Regions from separate parts of the Homo sapiens genome. Here region 1 is linked to region 2. A link is an interaction called in ENCODE POLR2A ChIA-PET data of the cell type or tissue named here. Cell type or tissue: PC-3. All regions are shown on one strand. Each heading gives the region's core, and the rest is flanking DNA. Links, peaks and the distances in the headings are about the cores only.

Region 1 (8,337 bases), core at 256-8,255, 110 kb before region 2:
CGTCTCCTAAAATTACAAAAATTAGCTGGGTGTGGTGGCACGCACCTGTACTCCCAGCTACTCAGGAGGCTGAGGCAGGAGAATCTCTTGAACCTGGGAGGTGGAGGTTGCAGTGAGCCGAGATTGTGCCACTGTACTCCAGCCTGGTGACAGAGCAAGACTCCATCTCAAAAAAAAAAAAAAAATTGTATAGCAGAGGGAGATGGTGAAGCAGGTGGGTCTGGGACATAGCCATTCTAGACGTGAAAGGGAGACAGCAAGAAGCCAGGATGCCCCTAGGTTTCAGGTTAGATTGTTCAGATGATTGTCTTCCTAGAGAAAGGGGAAAAGTGCAGGAAAAAAAGAAATTGGAGCTTGTGTTGCAGGCATGAAGTTGAGGCGAGTTGGAGACACCATTGCAGCAGAGTCGGATTGACAGATGTACCTTGCTAGGTGACATATGTGTATATGTCACCCAGCCAGGCAAGGTCAGCTGGGGCCAGGGGTCACAAACATGACCTGGCTGGCCGCTTGCTTTGTAAATAGTTTTATCAAGCTGGGCATGGTGGCACGTGTCTGTAGTCCCAGCTACTTGGGAAGGCAAGGCGAGAGGATCGCTTGAGTTTGAGGCTGCAGTGAGCTGTGATTGCACCACTGCACTCCAGCCTGGGTGATGGAGTGAGACCCTGTCTCCCCCCAAAAAAAAAAAAAAAGTTTTACTGGCATGCAGCCACACTCATTTACATACTGTCTGGTCTACAAGGACAGTTGTTGTTGCCACAGAAGCCACAGGCTAAAAATGTTTAAGATCTGGCCCTTTACCGAAAAAGTTTTCAACCCCTGACCTAGAGTGTGAGGAGAGCCTGAGACCCAGTCCTGTGGGCTCTAAGGTTCTAAATTCAGGCAGAGCCTGCCAAAAAGACTAAGTAGAAACAGCTAATTTGGCCATAGAAAACCAGGTTTGGTGTCACAGTTGCCAAGAAGAGCTCTTTCTTTTTTTTCTGCTTTTTTTTCTGCTTTTTTTTTTTTTTGAGACAGAGTCTTGCTCTGTCACCAGGCTGGAGTGCAGTGGTGCAATCTCAGCTCACTGCAACCTCCGCCTCCTGGGTTCAAGCGATTCTTCTGCTTCAGCCTCCCGAGTAGCTGGGATTACAGGCACATGCCACCCCGCCTGGCTAATTTTTGTGTTTTTAGTAGAGACGGGGTTTCACCATCTTGGCCAGGCTGGTCTTGAACCCCTGACCTCATGATCCACCTGCCTCGGCCTCCCAAAGTGTTGGGGTTACAGGTGTGAGCCACCACGCCCAGCCGAGAGCTCCTTCAAAAAGAAAGGGCTGACTACTAACCACAGCTGAGAGGGACAGTAACTTTAGGACCAAGAAGCAGCTGCTGTGTTTGGTGACTTGGAAGGAGCTGATTCCCATCCCTAACCCCAAAGAAGGGTTAGAAACATGACTAGAATGGCCTGAAGAACAACTGGAGGCCAGGCGCTTATGTCTGTAATCCCAGCATTTTGGGAGGCCGAGGCAGGAGGATCCCTTGAGCCCAGGAGTTTGAGACCAGCCTGGGCAACATAGCAAGACTTTCCTCTACAAAAAGCATGTCTAGCCACAGCTACTCAGGAGGCAGAAGTAGGAGGATCACTTGGGCCTGGGAGGTTGAGGCTGTAGTGAGCTATGATCACGGCACTGCACTGCAGCCTGGGCAACAGAGTGAGACCCTGTCTCAACAAACAAACAAAAAACCCCAACAATTGGGAATCTGGGAGGTAGACAGTGAATATAGATGCCTCTCTGAGGGTAGACTCTGAAAGACAGAAGTGTGATGATGGCTGAAAGGGGCAGAAGGGGAGGGGCTGACAGTCCCAGGGTATGTTTCCTTACTGGTGGGAGTGATTTGGGGGCAGGGATGATTCTGGGCGGAATCTTTAAAGGCAAAAAGTAAGGGCCAGGTGTGGTGACTCAGGCCTGTCATCACTTTGGGAGGTGGAGGTAGGCAGATCACTTGAGCCCAGGAGTTGAAGTCCAGACTGGGCAACATAGCAAGACCCCTGTCTCTACTAAAACTAAAACTAATAATAAAAGGCCAAAAGGGATGGGATCCAGAGGCAGAGTAGGAAGACTGATTCTCAATTAGAAGATTAGAAATCTGGGGATGACATGCCAGTAGTGTTTTAGACCAGTGGGAAGACCAAGTAACTCCTGCTTGATCTTGTTGTCAGTGAAAAATGAAATTAGGTCATCAATCAAATGGGAAAGGACATTTTGAAAGACAAAGGAAACCTCCATCTAACATTGGAATGTGAAATACGAACCTCGTTCTGTGTCCCTAATACACATCACTGCCTAGAACACATTTCTATTTGAAGTTCAAAAGCTCTCGTTCAGTCGGGCACAATGGCTCACCCCTGTAATCCCAGCACGTTGGGAGGCTGAGGCCGGCAGATCACTTGAGGCCAGGAGTTCAAGACCAGTCTGGGCAACATGGTGAAACCCCATCTCTACTAAAAATACAAAAATTAGCTGGGCGTGTGTGGTGGCGGGCACCTGTAATCCCAGCTACTCAGGAGGCTGAGGGAGGAGAATCACTTGAATCCAGGAGGCAGAGGTTGCAGTGAGCCAAGATTGCATCACTGCACTCCAGCCTGGGTGACAGAGCAAGGCTGTCTGAAAATAATAAATAAAATTTTAAAAAGCTCTGGTTCATGCTGATCTATGGTATTGATTGGAAATGGTAAGAACACACTGCTGTTTGCATTTTCTCTCCTTTGCACCCAATGCTGGAGGCAGTCTCCTTGTTACAGATCACATTTCTGCGGAACATCACGTGGACCTTGTCGAATCTGTGCCGAAACAAGAACCCATACCCTTGCGACACTGCGGTGAAGCAGATACTGCCGGCCCTCCTTCACCTCCTGCAGCACCAGGACAGTGAGGTTCTCTCGGATGCCTGCTGGGCACTGTCCTACCTCACCGACGGCTCCAACAAGCGCATCGGCCAAGTGGTTAACACGGGGGTCCTGCCCAGGCTGGTAGTGCTCATGACCAGCTCAGAACTCAATGTCTTGGTAAATGCAATCCTGGGCCCTGTGGATTCGAGTCCTCGGGTCATAGTCACTTTAGCAGGTTCTGGGGCAAGGTTTGTCATCTGCATTTCCCTGGTCTTTGCTTTTTTTTTTTTTTTTTTTTTTTTGAGACAGAGTCTTGCTCTGTCACCCAGGCTGGAATGCAGTGGCACAATCTCAGCTCATTGCAACCTCTGCCTCCCAGGTTCAAGCGATTCTCCTATCTCAGCCTCCTGGGTAGCTGGGATTATAGATGCCAACGACCACGCCCGGCTCATTTTGTATTTTTAGTAGGGACAGGGTTTTACCATGTTGGCCAGGCTAGTCTCGAACTCCTGACCTCAGGTGATCCTCCTGCCTCGGCCTCCCAAACGACTGGGATTAGAGGTGTGAGCCACTGTGCCTGCCCATCTTTGCTACTCTGTGGCCAAAAGCTTGAATCTATTTTGATGTCAAATCCTAGTGGGTTTTTTTTTTTTTTTTTTTTTTTTTTTTTTTTTTTTAAAAAAAAAGGCCGGGCACGGTGGCTCACAGCTGTAAAAATACAAAAATACAAAAATTTATTTGTAAAACACCAAAGAATTAACTGAGTGTGATGGCGCACAGCTGTAATTCCAGCTACTCGGGAGGCTGAGGCAGGAGAATTCCTTGAACCCAGGAGGTGGAGGTTGCAGTGAGCTGAGATCGTGCCACTGCTCTCCAGCCTGGGTGACAGTGACATTCCATCTCAAAAAAAAAAAAAAAAAATTAGCTGGGTGTGGTGGTGCATACCTGTAGTCTCAGCTACTGGGGAGGCAGAGTTGGGAGAATTTATTGAGCCCAGAAGTTTGAGGATGCAGTGAGCTGTGATGGCACACTGTACTCCAGCCAGAGTGACAGTGAGACTGGGGATTAAAAAAAAAAACAACCCATTATCCTCTCCCCAGTTTGTTCTCTTAGACTAGCTCAGATATAGGCAGAAAGCAAGTAAAACCATTACTAATTGCTTTTCTAGGTTATTATTTTTTTTGTGTGTGAGACGGAGTCTCTCTGTCATCCAGGCTGGAGTGCAGTGGTACAATCTTGGCTCACTGCAACCTCCACCTCCCGACTTCAAGCAATTCTCTTGCCTCAGCCTCCTGAGTAGCTGGGATCACAGGCACCCACTACCATCACGCCCAGCTAATTTTTGTATTTTTAGTAGAGACAGGGTTTCACCAGGTTGGCCAGGCTGGTCCTGAACTCTTGACCTCAGGTGATCTGCCCACCTCAGCCTCCCAAAGTGCTGGGGTTACAGGCATGAGCCACTATGCCCTGCCGCTTTGCTATGTTATTAAACATGTCACCTACATCATATACTGCTTTGAAATGTGGGTGCATTATATTGAAGATGTCTCTATGCTGCCTGCTCTTTATTTTCTTAATATTTTACCTAATATTGCATATTCTGCAGCCTTAGTGATCATCTATTTTGAGATTAGCATAGGACTTCTCAGATGTTGAGTTGGTTTCGGGATAGTGCTAGGGGCATGGAGAGTATGAGATAAGACAAGCCATTTTTGTTGTTGTTGTTGTTGTTTTTTGACAAAGTCTCACTCTGTTGCCAAGGCCGGAGTGTGGTGATACAATCTTGGCTCCCTGCAACCTCTGTCTCCTGGGTTCAAGAAATTTTCCTGCCTCAGCCTCCCAAGTAGCTGGGACTACAGGTGTGCACCACCACACCCAGCTAATTTTTGTATTTTTAGTAGAGACGGTGTTTCCCCATGTTGGCCAGGCTGGTCTCAAACTCCTGGACTCAAGTGATCCATCCGCCTCGGCCTCCCAAAGTGGAGAAGTAAATTCTCTAAGAAGTTGCTTACCCCCGGGTTCTGGGGCCTATTTGGAGCTGCCCTGGTAAGGCCATGACTGGCCTGAAGTACACTTCTACCTCTCACTTTGGTATCAGGTAAGTAGCCTAATAGGCTAGGAAAATTCTAGAACTGTTGCTGGGCTTTACTGGGGCTGCCACTACAGTACAGAGAAATCTGAATAAAGCCATAGTCAGCTATTGTAGGAGAGTTGTTGTTTTGAGCCCAATCGTAGACCTGTCCTGGGGATCTTCTGAGCCATTATGAAGGGCTTCCCAATCACACCAGGAAATGGCATTGAGATCTCATTATCTCCAATTAAATATGCAACACGCTTGACACTGATAAATACTAATTCAGTCATTATACGATAAAGAGTATAGTCACTGGGCGCAGTAGCTCATGCCTATAATCCCAGCACTTTGGGAGGCCGAGGTAGGCAGATCACTTGAGGTCAGGAGTTCAAGACAAGCCTGGGCAACATGGTGAAACCTTGTCTCTACAAAAGATACAAAAATTAGCCAGGCATGGTGGTGCACACCTGTAATCCCAGCTTCTCAGGAGGCTGAGGCAGGAGAATTGCTTGAACCCAGGAGGCAGAGGTTGCAGTGACAACCAAAATCGTACCACTATACTCCAGTCTGGGTGACAGCAAGACCTTGTCTCAAAAAACAAACAAACAAACAAAACACTATCGTCAATTTAGCATTTGATGATGAAACTGAAAGCATATGAAAAGTCCAACAGCATTTCTCGATAAAGGTATTTCTTGGGTATTTCTGTCCCACTTGAGCCAAACAAGTGGGAAGCCAGAAAGTTCCTTTAAGTCACCTTTAAACATCCATGGGCCAGGCACAGTGGCTCATGATTGTAATCCCAGCACTTTGGAAAGCCAAGGCAGGATCACTTGAGACCAGCCTGGACAACATAGCAAGACCCCCGTCTCTACAAAAAACTTAAAAATTAGCCGGGCATGGTGGCACATCCGTATAGTCCCAGATACTTGGGAGGCTGGGGGAGGAGGATCACTTGAGCCCAAGAGTTGAAGGCTGCAGTGAGCTATGATCATGCCACTGCATTCCAGCCTGGGTAACAGTAAAGACCCTGTCTCTTTATAAATAAATAAATAAAAAATAAATTAAAAGGCCATGGATGAATTGAATAATGATCACAGATACAATTCCTGTTCACAGGCTGTCAGACAACCATCGGCTATAGCATGACAATGTTTGGGAGAGAACAGAACTTGGTGTGATTGTTGCCTTCTCCTGGGATAGACTTGAAATACTTAGACTTCTAGCCTTGCTCTTCCAGACTCCTTCTCTCCGCACCGTGGGGAACATTGTCACGGGCACAGATGAGCAGACGCAGATGGCCATTGATGCGGGTATGCTGAACGTGCTCCCCCAGCTCCTGCAACACAACAAGCCCTCCATCCAGAAGGAGGCAGCCTGGGCCCTGAGCAACGTAGCAGCGGGGCCTTGTCACCACATCCAGCAGCTGCTTGCCTACGACGTCTTGCCTCCCTTGGTGGCTCTGCTAAAAAACGTAAGTGGCGCACACAGCAACCATGGCAAAGGACTACTTTCCAATAGCCCTGGGTTGAACTCCTTCAGGAATCCAGACACAGGTGCAGAAGCAAATTGAGATCACAGCAGAGCTCTGAAACCTCAGAGTCCTAGCTTTGCCTGAAAAAAAGGAAGGGGGCGTTCCATTCTGAAGAACCCATTAAAGATTTGGAAGACGGAACAAGCATTATTCAATGACAAGGTGACCCCATGGCTCAAACATCCAGAAAGCTCTTGAGCTAGTAAATATTGGCTTATGTCTAAGCGGTGGTGAAAGAATGTGCCATCTATTCTCTCCCTACCAAAAGAGGGTGGAGCTTTTATTTTTAGGAGGAAAAACATATCATGCTATGGTGATATCATACACTGAAGGAAAGCAAAGTTAAATTGATTAAAGTGGTAATGTCAACAAAATTCAAATCTAAACATAGAAAAACAACAAAGCAGGCTGAGTGCAGTGGCTCACGACTGTAATTCCGACGTTTTGGGAGGCCCAGTCAGGTGGATAGATTGAGTTCAGGCGTTTGAGACCAGCCTGGGCAATGTGGCGAAACTCTTTCTCTACAAAAAATATACGTATACAAAAATTAGCCAGGCTTGGTGGCATATGCCTGTAGTCCCAGCATCTTGGGAGGCTAAGGTAGGAGGATCAATTGAGCCCGGGAGGTCAAGGCTGCTGTGAGCTAAGATCACACCACTGCACTGTAGCCTCTGTGACACAGTGAGACCCTGTCTCAAAAAAAAAAAAAAAAAAGGTTGTGGGCAGGCACAGTGGCTTATGTCCGTAATCCCAGCACTTTGGGAGGCCAAGGCAAGTGGATCACCTGAGATCAGGGGTTCGATACCAGCCTGGCCAACATGGTGAAACCCCATCTCTACTAAAAACACAAAAAATTAGCCAGGTGTGGTGGTGGGTGCCTGTAATCCCAGCTACTTGGGAGGCCTAAGACAGGAGAATCACTTGAACCTGGGAGGGTGGAGGTTGCAGTGAGCCACGATCATGCCACTATACTCCAGCCTGGGCAGCAAGAGTAAAACTGTCGCAAAAAAACAAAAACAAAAAAACATTATTTCTCCTGATTTGTACTCCCCTTTTGCAGGAGCAATGACTATCCTTGGCATTTTTCTTTTTGCCACCTTTAAAGGAATTAGCTATGTTTAAACCATCTATAGTCAGGAGTGGTTACCTTGGGCTGGGGGTGGGGAGGCAGGTGGAGTCTCATGGGGTTGAGGAGAAGCTACTGGCGGTGTTCCTGTTCTCAGGCTGGGTAGTGAGTTCCCAGGATGCACCAGGTATGACAAGCTAGGCAAGAGAGAAAGACCAGGTGTGTTGCCCAAATTATAGCATCTTCCAATCTGTTCAGTACTTGTGGTCCTGCACGCCTCTGTAAATCTGTACATATTCTAGTGAGAAACATCTAGTTATGAATCAAAGGACATTTATATTTCAAGTGGTATCTTTTGAACTATAACTTGCTTGGAGCCATAAGTTATTTGTTTTGTTTTGTTTTTTATGCTGAGGTCAGTTTTCCCCAACCATAAAATGGGAATAAATCCTACCCAGGAATAGAAGAATAGAAGATAAATTCCTCCTGTATCTCTGGCCAAGTGCATTTTATAAATGCAAAGGTTTATTGAGCAATTATTATTATTATTGGAGATGGAGTCTCGCTCTGTCACCCAGACTGGAGTGCAGTGGGACAATTTTGGCTCACTGCAACCTCTGCCTCCTGAGTTCAAGTGATTCTCCTTCCTCAGCCTCCTAACTGGGATTACAGGCACACGCCTCCACACCCGGCTAATTTTTTGTATTTTAATAGAGACAGGGTTTCACCATGTTGCCCAGGCTAGTCTCTAACACCTGAGCTCAGGCAATCTGCCTGCCTCAGCCTCCCAAAGT
Region 2 (8,337 bases), core at 268-8,267:
GTCAGTTTAATCCTTTTTTAAAGTCACTAATATTTTAATATAAAAAGTAAGCTTTTACTTTTCCTCATAAATGTTTTTCATATCATCATTCTTTGCAGAAAATTTAAAGATTACAACCAGGTGAAAAGAAGAGAAATAAATTATACCATAATTTATTATTAAAGAAAGATAATTATACTGTATTAGTTGACATCATTCCAGACTCTTAAATACACATTTATCCACATACACACAATTTTACCAAAAAGAGTTTACCTCGTCACTGTTCTGTAACCTTTTTTGTTTTTTTTTTTATTATAGACATTATTTTTTAGAACAATTTTGGACTTATGGAATTATTGCCAAGGTAGGACAGACAGTTCCCATGTTACCCCTTCCGCCCCCACACGCGCACACACGTGCACACACATGCAGGCACACGCACACACATGCACGTGCACACACATACACATGGGCACACGTGCACACATGCACACTTGCACACATGCGCACACACACATGTACATACGCATACACACGTCCAGATTCCCCAATTAACAGCATCTAACATGACTGCAGTACATTTGTTGCAATTAATGAAGCAATTTTAATACACTGTTACTAACTCAAGTCCATGCTTTCACTGTCTTATTTTTTACCTACTGACATGTTCTGTTTCAGGATCCCATCCAGGATATGACATCACATTTAGTTGTCATATTTCCTTAGGTTGCTCTTGGCTGTGACAGTTTCTTAGACTTTCCTTGCTTTTGATGATCTTGACAGCTTTGAGAAGCACTGGTCAGGTATTTGTAGAATGTTCCTCCACTGGAAGTGTTTGATGTTTGTGTCATGATTAGATTGGGATTATGCATTTTAGAGAGGAAGACCACAGAAGTGAAGTACCATTCTCATCGGGTCCTGTCAAAATTTCATGCTCTTAATATCAGCGTGACTTGTCACTGTTGATGTTGACCTTGATCACCTGGCTGAGATGGTGTTCGTCAGGTTTCTCCACTGTAAAGTTACTTTTTTTTCCTCTCTTTCCATACTGGACTCTTTGGAAGGAAGTCACTACACACAGCTCACACTTAAGGAGTAGGGGCTGGGTGTGGGGGCCCACGCCTGTAATCCCAGCACTTCGGTAGGCTGTGGCTGGAGGATCGCTTGAGCCCAGGATTTGAGACCAGGCTGGGCAACATTGCGAGACCCCATCGCTATAAAAAATAAAAAATTAGCCAGGATAAGGTAATGACCTGCAGGACACATGAAGAAGGTGACTGGGGAACTGGCCATGCTCTATTTCCTGACCTGGGTGCTAATTATATACGTGTGTTCAGTTTGTGAGAATTCAGTGAGCTGTACACTCAGATATTTATAAATCAATCATAAACATCAATAGACAGAATAGAAAGTCCAAATATAGACCCATGTCAACTGATGTTCTTCAAAGGTGCCAAGACAATTCGATGATGGGGAAAAAAAGATAGCCTTGTCTAGACTGGAAAATAGGAAATCCAGCCAGAATGAATGGGATATCCTTATGAAAAAAGAATAATAATAAGTCTCAACCCTTACCTCACATCATACACAAAAATTGACCTGTGTGTGATACTCTGAGCTGTTGTTACACATGACACTGATGACACCTAATGTGTGGGTTTTTTTTTTTTTTCCCCACATCAATCCCAATTCTGATGCTAACTGGCTATTCTACAGTTCGATTCAATCCCAACGCTTAATTCCCCAGAATTAGCAAAGACCCCACAGGTTAAGGGCTCAGTCCCACAAGACTACTCCTACCTTATCCATGAGTTGCAAATCAAAGGTTGTCACCTATATTTCTGACTAATAAATAAATCGGGGGTTCCCTTTGCAGGTTCAGTAATTTGCTAGAGGCCTGTAATCCTGTAATCCCAGCACTTTGGGAGGCTGAAGCAGGCAGATCACTTGAGGCCAGGAGTTCAAGCCCAGCCTGAGCAACAGACTGAGATTCCAGCTGTACAAAAAATTAAACAAAATGAGCCAGGCTTGGTGGCGCATGCCTGTAGTCCCAGCTACTTGGGGAGGCTGAGGTGGGAGGATCGCTTGAACCTGGGAGGTTGAGGCTGCAGTGAGCTGTGATTGTGCCACTGCACTCCAGCCTGGGTGACAGAGTGTAGACCCTGTCTCAAAATAATAATAATTTGCTAGAATGTCTCCAGGAGTCAGGAAAACACTACTTACTACTGCTACTTCCACCTCCTTGCTAGCACTTAGTATTGTCAGTCTTTTTAATTTTAGCAATTCTAGTAGGTATGTGGTGGTACCTTACTGTGGTTTTCATGTGCATTGTGCATTGTACCAATGATTATTGATACTGAGCATGTTTTTCTGTGCTTATTGGCCATGTGATGTCTTTTTTGGTAAGGTGTCTATTTAAAAGTTAATTTTAAAAATTTTTATAGAGATAGGGTCTCACTGTTTTGCCCAGGCTGATCTTGAACACCTGGACACAAGTCATCCTCCCACCTTGGCTTCCCAGTGTTGGGATTACAGTTGTGAGCTGCTGTGCTCAGCCAAATATCAATTTTTTAATTGGATTGGGTTTTTTTTTTAAATTGAGTTGTAGAGTTCTTTATTCTAGATGCAGGTCTTTTGTTGGTCATATGGGTTGTTAATATTTTCTCCCAGTCTGTCTCTTGCCCTTTCATTTTCCTAATGGTATCTAGTTTTTACGTTATTGTATTTAATTTTTATGTTTCTGCTCCGTTTGAGGCCAATTTTTGTGTATGATGTGAGGTAAGGGTTGAGACTTATTATTATTCTTTTTTCATAATGATATCCCATTCATTCTGGCTGGATTTCTTATTTTCCAGTCTAGACAAGGCTATCTTTTTTCCCCCATCATCGAATTGTCTTGGCATCTTTGAAGAACATCAGTTGACATGGGTCTATATTTGGACTTTCTATTCTGTCTATTGATGTTTATGATTGATTTATAAATATCTGAGTGTACAGCTCACTGAATTCTCACAAACTGAACACATGTATATAATTAGCATCCAGGTCAGGACATAGAGCATGGCCAGTTCCCCAGTCACCTTCTTCATGCGTCCTTCAGGTCATTACCTTATCCTGCTAAAGGATAATCACTAGCCTAACTTTAACAGCATATATTAGTTCTGTCTGCTTTTGTACTTTATATAAGTGGCATTGTATGAAATGTATTGTCTTGTGGCTTTCATTGAATATTATGTTTGTGAGATTCATTCATAAATGTGTGTGTTGTTAGGATCTGCCATTCTCATTGCTGTATAGTATTCCATTTTGTGATGACCACAACTTTTTTATTGTTTGTATTGTTGATGGACATCTCAATGGTTCTCAGTTCCAAAACTGAGTACAATCAAACAGTACAATCAATAAAAGAACTATTAGGAACTGTGCTACTATTATTTATTATCCTTTTACTACATGGTGAGCATGTATCTGTGCATTTGCATTGAGGACATACCTAAGGGTGAAATTGCTGGGTCATGACCAATTTTTTTTTTTTTTTTGAGATGGAATCTCACTCTGTCACCCAGGCTGGAGTGCAGTGGCATGATTTTGGCTCAGTGCAACCTCAGCCCCCTGGGTTCAAGCGATTGTCCTGCCTTAGCCTCCCAAGTAGCTGGGATTATAGGTGCATGCCACCATACCCAGCTAATTCTTTATATTTTTGGTAGAGACGGGGTTTCACCATGTTGGCCAGGCTGGTCTCGAACTCCTGACCTCATGTGATCCACCTGCCTTGGCCTCCCAAAGTGCTGGGATTACAGGCGTGAGCCACTGTGTCTGGTTGATTTTTTTTTTTTTTAAGTTTTAAATGATCTTATGAATCTATTGTTAGCTACATCGACTGGAAACGTTTAATGTTGTGACAAATTTTTTCTTTTTTTTTTTTTTGAGATGGAGTCTCACTCGTTGCCCAGGCTGGAGTGCAGTTGCGTGATCTGGACTCACTGCAACCCACGCCTCCCAGGTTCAAGCAATTCTCCTGCCTCAGTCTCCCGAGTAGCTGGGATTACAGGTGCCCAACACCAGGCCCAGCTAACTTTTTTTGTATTTTTAGTAGAGACGGGGTTTTACCATTTTGGCCAGGCTGGTCTCGAGCTCCTGACCTTGTGATCCACCCGCCTCGGCCTCCCAGACTGCTGGGATTACAGGCATGAGCCACCAAAATGTTTTCATTCTAATGCTCAGTTGTCTTGATGAAGTAGCGTGAGTCAGTGAATGCTGTGGTTTTCATTGAGGAGATGGATCAGTTCTTATCTCCGTCACTAACTTTGCCAGGTCACCTCGAGCTGTTGCTTAATCTCTCTGAGCTTCTATTTTCCTTCTATGCTCAATCAAGTTGAGCATAATTATTTTACCCTGATTTATACTGTGATGTGAATAATGATTAGCCAAATAATTATAATGGCTTTTATGATAAAACCAGGCAAAATAATACCGTTAAATACTTCAGTGTTATGGAAGTAGCACTATAAAATGATAAATAGGAAAGAAATTATAAGGCACTTTGTTTTAGAAGATTGTGTGTATTTCCTGGGGTTTTCATAGCCACGTGTGGGGTTTTTGCAGTGTATTACCTTGCTAAACTTCATCCTCACCTTCGGATTTTCTTTTCTTTTCTTTTTTTGACATAGAATTTTGCTCTGTCTCCAGGCTGGAGTCCAATGGCAGAATCTTGGCTCACTGCAGCCTTCGTCCCCCAGGTTCAAGTGATTCTTCTGCCTCAACCTCCCCAGTAGCTGGGATTATAGGCTTGCGCCACCACGCCTGGCTAATTTTGTATTTTTAGTAGTGGTAGGGTTTCACTGCGTTGGTCAGGCTGGTCTCAAACTCCTGACCTCAGGTGATCCACCTGCCTTGGCCTCCCAAAGTGCTGGTGAGCCACCACGCCTGGCCGCCTTTGGATTTTCTGTTGATCTTTCTATGTGTCAAATTAATACTGCCTCGGTTGGAAATGTTGACTCACACCTGGAATTCCAGCACTCCGGGAGGCTGAGGCAGAAGGATTGCTGAGACCAAGAGTTTGAGACCAGCCTGGGCAACATAGCAAAATCCTATCTCTATAAAATAATAATACTGCCTCATTTGGTAGAACACAGAGAGAGAAAATACTGACATTGCTTTCTCTTGCTATTACTTATGATTACTTTTTTTTTTCCTTTCTTCTTCTTATTTATTTATTCTTTTAAAGAGACGGCATCTCACTCTGTTGCCCAGGCTGGAGTGCGGTGGTGCAGTCATAGCTTACCGCAGCCTTGAACTCTTGGGTTCAAGCAGTTCTCCTCCCTCAGCCTCCTGAGTAGCTGGTGCTGAGTAGTGCAAACCACTGAACTGGCTAATTTCTATTTTTTTTTTTTTAAGATACAGTGTCTTGTTACGTTGCTCAGGGGTGGTCTCCAACTCCTGGGCTCAAGGAATCTTCCTGCCTCAGCCTCCCAAAGTGCTGGGATTACAGGCATGAGCCGCTGAGTCTGGCCTTGCCCTTGTTCCGCTGTAAAACATTCCACTGGGTTTATTTAAGACAGAAACATTATCTGGAGATAGAAATTGTCCTATATAGATAGACTTTAATGAGACACTTTTCTTACCTTCCAAAGCAAAGGTGTTAGCCTATAATACTTAAGAAAAAACCAAACGAAAGAAAACAATAGCTTTGGCAATTGCTTCCTGTGTGCGACCTGTCTTCTTTCTCCATCCAGGAAGAGCTCCTACTTCAGGGGCTGCAGATTCTGTGAGGGTGTTGGGAAAAATAACATTTTAATGTTAAAAAATAGAGAGTGATCCCCAGTTACCGGTTTTCTTGGAATGTGATGGTGTAACAAATCCTTGAAGATCATTCCTTAAGATGTAAAAATGACGGTTCCTTCATGAGAGCTTTGTTCAAATAAAAAGTTCCGTGTCCCGTTTTTGGCCGGGCGCGGTGGCTCACGCCTGTAATCCCAGCACTTTGTGAGGCCGAGGCGGGTGGATCACCTGAGGTCAGGAGTTCGAGACCAGCCTGGCCAACATGGCGAAACCTCGTCTCTACTAAAAATACAAAAATTAGCCGGGCATGGTGGCACATGCCTGTAATCCCAGCTACTAGGGGGGCTGAGGCAGGAGGATCGCTTGAACCTGGGAGGTGGAGTTTGCAACGAGCTGAGATCGTGCCACTGCACTCCAGCCTGGGCAACAGAGCAAGACTCCATCTCAAAAAAAAAAAAAAAAGTTCCAAATGCCCTCTGGACTTTAGTACTTGTTTTTTGACATGTACTTTATTACTTTATTTCTCCCTCATTATAATAATACTTCTGCTTTGAACCTGCAGAATATATATATATATTTTATTTCCAAAGAATCAGATCTTCCAGGCAGTAGTGTGCAAAGCTTCCAGGCTCTCGACTCCTTGTGAACATGGCATAGGAGTCAGACACATCACATTGTGGCGCTTGCAAAACAGTTGTTTTCATACATTCATTCAAGCAGGCAGTTATCCATTGATTTCAACAAACATTGATCAAGCGCTAATTTCTGCCAGGCCCTGTGCTTCCGTGCTAGGAATGTAATGGTTGAGAAGGCAGCGTCTGCCTTCTTGATGCTTACATTCTAGTGGGTTAACTACACAGTTAAAAAAAAAAAAGTCATTACCTAATACCATTTAACAAATATGTTTAAAGTCAACTGCATGTGCCAGGCACTGTTTCAGCCTCTGGGGAGACAGTGGTTAAGAATAAAAGACACAGTACTTGCTTCAGTGGAGCTAGGCATTAAGAAGAATGCAAATAAAGAAAGGGTTTAATTTCAGGCTCTGCAAAGAGCTATGATGATGCCGCATTAATGTAGAGTGGGATGGGGGTGCAGCAGAGATGCCTTCACCCATGAATTAGGAAAAAAATCCATCTGTCTGTGTGTCCATGTCCCTCATCCTATGAGAATAAGAAGAGAATAGTGTTTCTAGAAGAGCTTTCTGGACTAGAAAGGATCACACAGATAGTATTAATGTTTGGTGCTGGCAGGGAACCCGTGGGGACAGGCAGCAGGTGGCACATCCCCACCTCGTCCTTGGGGCTCAGTTGTGTCTCACAGAAGAGACAGTTTTTGCCACAACAGCTCTGCCTAACCCTGCCACGTTTGGGGTATGATCTGAATTCTGTCACACTTCTGATGGCAAATAGTTCACATGATTTTGTCATTTATTTTTAATTTAGTGCAATTGTAGAAGATGAACTGTAACATCCATATTTTAAGCAAACAGGTGTTTTGAAAACTTACCTCAGGACTGTCACTTTACCAGAGATCTGTTCCCACCTCCAAAGCCAATAGGCATGGCCGGTGGGTGCTAAAGTGTGTTTTGTTAACTTAGACAGTTTTCCCCGCAGGAAGAAATCATTTGATCATTTAATGGTGTCTGAATAGTGGAAACATGTGTGAGTCTTGTGTATGCATAAACTTACTGAGCAAGATTGGAAAGAAGTGTTTGTTTCAGTTGCAGATAATGGAATGGAGTTCAGTTCTCCTGTATGGGCTTAACATTTTTGGCATTTGAATCTGTTGATATAACTGAAATGTGACTTTTTTTCCTTCAATGCAAATTTGAAGATATCCTAAATTTGTATCAGAATTGACAGATCAGTGGCTCTGGTACAGTGGCCTTGGAAGTGGCACAGCACTTGGGGAGGCTGAGGCGGGAGGATTGCTTAAGCTCAGTTTGATACCAGCCTGGGCAACATAGTAAGACCTTGTCCCTACAAGAAATTGAAAAATTAGTCAGGGGTGGTGGTGCATGCCCTGTAGTCCCAGGTACTCAGGAGGCTGTGGTGGGAGCATCACTGGAGCCCAGGAGTTCGAGACTGCAGTGAGCTGTGTTCGTGCCACTGCATTCTAGCCTGGGTGACAGAGCGAAACGCTGGCCCAGAAAATGAATGAATGAATGGATGGATGGATGGTTCCTCCCTCAGAGGGGCCTAACTTAGCTGGGGAACAAAGCCACCTGTATGGGAAGTAATTGAATACTAAACTATATGATTCTTAAATAGGATTAAAAAGAGGGAGCTGATCACTGATGGTTAGAGTTGTAATTCCCAGAGCAGTCGAAACATTTATGTACATGTGGGGATCAGTATAATATTGCCCAGTTTTTATTTTGCTAAGTCACTGCTCTGTCACCGTTTTTTGTTACCTCTTTCATTAAAGAAAGAACATTTTAACATGAAAAAAGCAGGAAAGACATAACATCACAACAAAGAACAGCCACTTAAAATTAGTTTCGTTTTATGAAAACCCCGCTTACATTGTCCTTATTTTTTTGGTTTTGGCACTAGTGAAAATGTCATCACAGAC

Evidence for each region. ChIA-PET counts read pairs that join two places held together with the same protein. Peaks named below come from ENCODE experiments on the same cell type or tissue, not always from the same donor. Only the 100,000 strongest peaks of a DNase experiment are listed, where the experiment ranks them.
Region 1: POLR2A ChIA-PET joins it to region 2 with 10 read pairs; 2 of 35 experiments call an interaction of 5 or more read pairs at or near these places.

The regions. Positions count from the first base shown.
Region 1 is chr7:99,183,009-99,191,345 of GRCh38, reverse strand. KPNA7 (karyopherin subunit alpha 7) reads left to right here. Exons shown (of 11, transcript NM_001145715.3): 7 at 2,783-3,046; 8 at 6,184-6,417. Among named protein-coding and RNA genes, the nearest start is that of KPNA7, 21 kb to the left of the region's middle. RefSeq lists a silencer at 346-640. In PC-3, for the core only: no CTCF peak of the experiment used is centred there; no DNase peak of the experiment used is centred there.
Region 2 is chr7:99,068,950-99,077,286 of GRCh38, reverse strand. The region is part of intron 1 of SMURF1 (SMAD specific E3 ubiquitin protein ligase 1); the gene reads left to right. Among named protein-coding and RNA genes, the nearest start is that of SMURF1, 71 kb to the left of the region's middle. In PC-3, for the core only: no CTCF peak of the experiment used is centred there; a DNase peak (open chromatin) is centred at 4,246; H3K27ac peaks cover 400 bases.